Regions from separate parts of the Homo sapiens genome. Here region 1 is linked to region 2. A link is an interaction called in ENCODE POLR2A ChIA-PET data of the cell type or tissue named here. Cell type or tissue: MCF 10A. All regions are shown on one strand. Links, peaks and the distances in the headings refer to the core of each region. The heading gives the core; the rest is flanking DNA. Region 1 overlaps IL4R (interleukin 4 receptor). Region 2 overlaps NSMCE1 (NSE1 component of SMC5/6 complex).

Region 1 (2,914 bases), core at 283-2,782, 54 kb before region 2:
GTCTCATAAGAAGCACGCACCCAGGGCCGCGTGCAGTGGCTCATGCCTGTAATCCCAGCACTTTGGGAGACTGAGGCAGGTGGATCACCTGAGGCCAGGAGTTCGACACCAGCCTGGCCAACACAGTGAAACCCTGTCTCTACTAAAAATACAAAAATTAGCTGGGTGTGATAGCACAGGCCTGTAATCCCAGCCACCAGGCTGAGGCAGGAGAATCACTTGAACATGGGGAGGTGGAGATTGCAGTGAGCCAAGATCGCACCATTGCACTCCAGTCTGGGCGACAAGAGCGAAACTCCGTCTTAAAAAAAAAAGAAAAAGTACGCAACCCAGATCCCTCACATGTGCAGTTCACAAAAGGGTTTGTGCTCCTGTGAGAATCATCTAATGCCTCAGCTGACCTGACAGGTGGCCGAGCTTGGGTGGTAATGCGAGCGATGGGGAGCAGCTGTAAATACAGATAAAACTTCGCTCACTCACCCGCCACTCACCTCCTGCTGTGTGGCCCTGCTGTGTGGGGACCCCTGGTCTGAGACACTGAGGAAGGTGCTCATTCATAAAATAATATGTAAAATGATTGGACTGTCTGTAAAATGGGGCTTGGAGGAACCAGTCCTGCGCTGCCCACATTCACAGTATTTCTGGGCAGATGGATGGCAGGGAGTACACCGACAATGTAAAAAAGTGGATCGATCTAAATGGCAGGTGTGTCTTCAGCACTCAGGCATAGATTTTATTGTGTTTAAACACCATGGTGAGGACTGAGGACTCTGGAGCTTCTAGGTTCACAGCCCTGCTCTGCCACCTTCAGGTGTGTGACCCTGGACAAGTCACTGAACCTCTCTGTGCCTCTGTTACTTCATCTGTAACATTTGCATGAGAGTAGCTCCTATCTGGTAGGGTTATTACACAAGTTAAATGAGACAATGCAGGTATCTGGCCCCAGCTCCCTCCCTGACCTCTGCTCCTAGACCTCTTTCTTGTTTGGTTCCATCCAACCACACCAGCTTCCTTGCTGTGGGTCAAACACACCAAGCTCATTCATGCCTCTGGGCCTTTGCACTCTCTGTTCCCACTGCCAGGATCACTCTTTCCCCAGATATCCACATGCCTTGGTATTTCAGGTCTCAGTTCAAAAGCCACTTCCTCAAAGTCACCAAGCCCAGAATGCTTTCAGCTCCATGAGGGCCCTCATTTCTGGGTCACTCATTCCCGTGTCCCCAGCCCCTGGCACTTTGGCTAAGCAAGCGTTAAGCACCTAGCCCCGGGCTGGCACTCGAGATATGTGAGCGCGTGTTACGTTCAACTTTGCTTTGCAGGCGAGAGGCTCTAAGACCCAGAACACAGCCCCTCCCCACCAGGAACTCAATTCCACCAAACCCTTGGAAGGCCCCACGGCTCCTCTTCCCCTCCCGGGACCCACTTCCTCCAACTCCAGATGCAAGCCCAGCTGGGCACCATCCTCGGCCGAGAGGTTACAGCACCCAGGCTGGCTTTAGCGCAGACCTCAGATTTCTTAAGCAAACGAGAAGAGGTGAGGAGGCCTGTGGGGGCACCTAAAGAGAGAATGAGTCAGTCAGAGCTAGACTTGAAACGTAAGAGACATCAGCACTTCTTGGAAAGGCAAGAACGGACGCATTTAGACAGAACTGTGCATGCAGAATGAGGGGTAAGCACAGGCCAGTCAGGAAGTGGAGTCTTCCGTCCTCTGTGAGTCCCTCCACCTGGCCCTCTCTTCCTCATCCCTCTCAAATGTCACCTCCTCAGGGAAGCCCTCCCTGATTCCACTTGCACCCAGCTTTGCTTTCCTTCCTAGCACAGTCTCCACCTGATAGGATATTGCAGGTCCATGTTCTCTCCTGTAAAATCCTGGGGGCCAGACATAGTTCAGAATTCAGGATGACTCAGGCTGTAGAAAGGTCACCTTGTATAAAATACCCACCGACATGCCCATCATGCAGGGCGGGAAAGCACCCAAAGATCAATTGCACTAATATCTCTGCAGAAAGACATCTGAGCATCACACCGAAGAGGATGAAGACTCTAAAAAGCCTCAAGTTTAGCTTCAAAATGAGTTATGAAAAACTTTCGGTTTTCAGAAATCGTGGATTTCAGAATAACAGATAAAGCTGCCGATCTGAACATATGTATTGGTTGTACATTGCCTGTATGCTCAACTAGAATCTAAACCCCAGGAGAGCAAAGGACTTGGTCCGATGCTCTGGCACATATAGGTGCTCAATAAATTCCTGAGGAAGAAATGCAGGAGGAAGCCAGGTGCTGGATACGCAGAAGGGACTCGGTCCAAAATGCAGAGAAAAACAGCAATCACTGAGCGCCTTCCAAGGGCAAAATGTCTATACAAACTATCTCATGAATGCTCTCCCTGCAAACACCCATGACAAAACAAAGGGAGGCTCAGAGAGGTTAAACAACTTCCTCCAGATTACACAGTGGAGAGCTGGGAAGTAGCCAGCTCCGATTTAAACCTGGGATCCCCTCTTCAAGCTCAGGCCCTTCTCTCTGCCTTAAGCTCAGAGACGCAGAGCAATTTGCTGGATATCATAAAACAGTGGTGATGCACCCGGTCTGACAGTGGATCCCCCAGCCTCTGTAGCACCTCAAGCCTCTGCCGGGGCGCTCCGATCCACATTCACCAAGGGCAGGTCTGTGCAACCTCCAGACAAGCTCCTGGCCTCTCTTCTAGCCCAGCCATGGTAAGTCTAGCTAAACGTGGCTGGGCATGTCTCCACTGTGCCAGCCAGGAGGAAAACTCAGAAATGTCTTTCTTGGTCACCCCAGTGAACTGGTACAAGCAGGAAAGAATACATGGGAAGAAAAGTAGGATGGAGTCTGTCCCTCAGATGTGGACCTGAGGCAAGGCTACTGCATTCATCTCCGGGTCTCAGTTCTC
Region 2 (2,914 bases), core at 309-2,808:
TAACCACCGCCCTGAATATTGTGTTACTTGTTGCCTTGTTTTGCTTTGTAGTTTTTACCATGTATGTGTGTATTTCTAATGAATGAATGTATGCTTTTGCTGAGTTTTCGATTTTATGTAATAGGATCCTAAAATATATTTTGTGTGACTTGCTTGTTGCACTTAACATTATCTTTCTGAGAAGTATGCGTGTTGATGTGAGGAGCTCTACTTTGTCTTCATTGCTGATTTGAATTCTATGGGATGATTATATTGTTTTAATGTAGTTCTTCAGTTGGTAGGCATTTATACTGTTGCCAGACTTTTGTTATTACAAGGTGCTTCTGTAAAAACATATCTCCTAGGGCAAATGTGGAAGTTTCTGTAAGGTATATACCTAATAGTAGATTTCGGGGGATATGCAAATTTGCTAGTAATATCAACTGTTATCTGAAATGGTTACAATAATTTATACTCAGCCTGGAGTGGTGGCTCACACCTGTAATCCCAGCACTTTGGGAGGCTGAGGTGGGTGGATCGCTTGAGTCCAGGAGTATGAGACCAGCTGGGGCAACAGGTGAGACCCCATCTCTACAAAAAATACAGAAATTAGCCGGGCATAGTGGTGTGTGCCTGTAGTCATAGCTGCTAGGGGGTTCTGAGGTCAGAGGATCGATTGAGCCCACAAGGTCAAGGCTGCAGTGAGCTATGACTGTGTCACTTCATTCCAGCCTGGGCAACAGAGTGAGACCCTGTCTCAAAAAAAAAAAAAAAAAAAAAAAAGGAAAAGAATTTATACTCTCCCAGCAGCAGATGAAAGTTTCAGCCTCAGCCATTCTTTTAAAATTTTTGCCTGTCTGGTGGTGGCTAAGACATTCCTTCACTGTGGTTTTCATAATCATTTGTCTGATAACATTGAGATTGAGCATCTTTTTTCTGTATTTATTCATCATTTATGCATCCTCTTTTTGTAAAATTTCTGTTGCCCATTTCTCTTTTACAGTTGTGTTTCCCATGCTGATTTGTAGGAATTCCTTATATAGTCTGAATATGAATCTTTTGTATTTTGTAGCTTATGTTTGTTTTAAATGCCCTCCAGTTTGTATCCCCTAACCCCCACCTTTCTGGTATTTTTGGTGAATAGAGGCCCTTAATTTTAACAAAAGTCAAGTTTATCAGTATATTCCTTTATGACCTGTACTTTTTATATCTCTTAAAGAAATCCTTCCCTACCCTTAGGTGATAAATATATTCTCTATATTGCCTAAAAGTCTTACAGTATTTTTCCTTATTATGACCTTATCCCTTCAGAATTGATGTTTGTATATAGTATGAGGTAAGAATCAAATTTTATTCATTTTTTTACATATGGATAACAAGTTTTCCTGGCACCTTTTATTGGAAAGTTTGCTTTCATCCGCCATCAAGTATCCATATATGTATACCTTTCCGTTTCTGAGTTCTCTGTTCTGTTCCATTGATTGGTCTTATTTGTCTATCTCTGTACCATTACCACACTGTACTCGTTACTCTAGCTTTATAAGAAGTGCTTTTTTTGTTTTGGTTTGTTTTTAGACAGGATCTTACTCTGTCATCCTGGCTGGAATGCAGTGGTGCAATCATGACTCACTGTAGCCTCGACATCCCGAGCTGAAGCAGTCCTCCCACCTCAGTATCATGAGTACCTGGGACTACAGGTGCATACCATCATGCCCAGCGATTTTTTTTTTAATTTTTGTTTTTAGTAGAGACAAGGTTTCACCACATTGCCCAGGCTGGTGTTGAACTCTTGGGCTCAAGCAATCTGCCCACGTCAGCCTCCCAAAGTGCTGGGATTACAGGCATGAGCCATCGCGCCCAGCAAATATGAGAAGTCTTTATAGCTGGTAGGACAAGTCCTTCTGCCTTTATTTTCTCCCAGGAATGTCTTTGCTGTTTTGCCTTTGTGTTTTCTATGTAAATTTTTAGAATCATCTTGTCAAATCACACACACACATACACAAAGCCTCTTGGGATGCTGACTGTAATAGCATTGATTCAATTGCATTGGGTCAATTTGGTTTTTAAAGTGATTGCTGCCAACATTTCATTTTTCAGTATGATGTTTGCTGCAGGTTTTTTGTAGACGTCACTTAGTAGATAAAAGATGTTTTCTTCGATTCCAAATTTGTTTTTGGTGTAGGTACATGTTGAATTTTATCAATTGTATATTCTGCATCATTAAGATGATCATATGCTTTTTTAAAAAAACTTAGGTTTGGCAGCACACGTGAAGGTTTATTAGATAGGTAAACTCACGTCATAGGGGTTTGTTGTACAGCTTTTTTAATCAGCCAAGAATTAAGTCCAGTACCCGATAGTTATATTTTCTGCTCTTCTTCCTCCTCCCACCCTCCATCCTCAAATAGACCCCAGTGTCTGTTGTTTCCTTCCTTGTGTTCATAAGTTTTCATCATTTAACTCCCACTTATAAGTGAGAACATGTGGTATTTGGTTTTCTATTCCTGTGTTAGCTTGCAGAGGATAATAGTCTCCAGTTTCATCCATGTTCCTGCAAAAGACATCATCTCATTCTTCTTTATGGCTGCATAGTGTTCCACGGTGTATAGGTACCACATTTTCTTTATCCAGTCTGTCATTGATGGGCATTTAGGTTGATTCCATGTCTTTGCTTCTGTGAATGGGGCTGCAGTGAACATTCCCGTGCATGTGTCTTTATGGTAGAATATTTCTGTTCCTCTGGTATATACCCAGGAATGGGGTTGCTGGGTCAAATGGTAGTTCTGCTTTTAGCTCTTTGAGGAATTGCCACACTGCTTTCTACAGTGGTTTAACTAATTTACACTCCCTCCAACAGTATATAAGTTTCCCTTTTCTCTGCAACCTTGCCAGCATCTGTTATTTTTTGACATTTTGATAATAGCCATTCTGACTG

Evidence for each region. Peaks named below come from ENCODE experiments on the same cell type or tissue, not always from the same donor. Only the 100,000 strongest peaks of a DNase experiment are listed, where the experiment ranks them.
Region 1: POLR2A ChIA-PET joins it to region 2 with 16 read pairs; 19 of 35 experiments call an interaction of 5 or more read pairs at or near these places.

Annotation. Positions count from the first base shown.
Region 1 is chr16:27,317,277-27,320,190 of GRCh38, reverse strand. The region is part of intron 1 of IL4R (interleukin 4 receptor); the gene reads right to left. Among named protein-coding and RNA genes, the nearest start is that of IL4R, 4.8 kb to the right of the region's middle. RefSeq lists a silencer at 816-865 and an enhancer at 1,227-1,426. In MCF 10A, for the core only: no CTCF peak of the experiment used is centred there; DNase peaks (open chromatin) are centred at 1,600 and 2,720.
Region 2 is chr16:27,263,010-27,265,923 of GRCh38, reverse strand. All of the region lies in intron 1 of NSMCE1 (NSE1 component of SMC5/6 complex), which reads left to right. Among named protein-coding and RNA genes, the nearest start is that of NSMCE1-DT, 3.7 kb to the left of the region's middle. In MCF 10A, for the core only: no CTCF peak of the experiment used is centred there; a DNase peak (open chromatin) is centred at 1,613.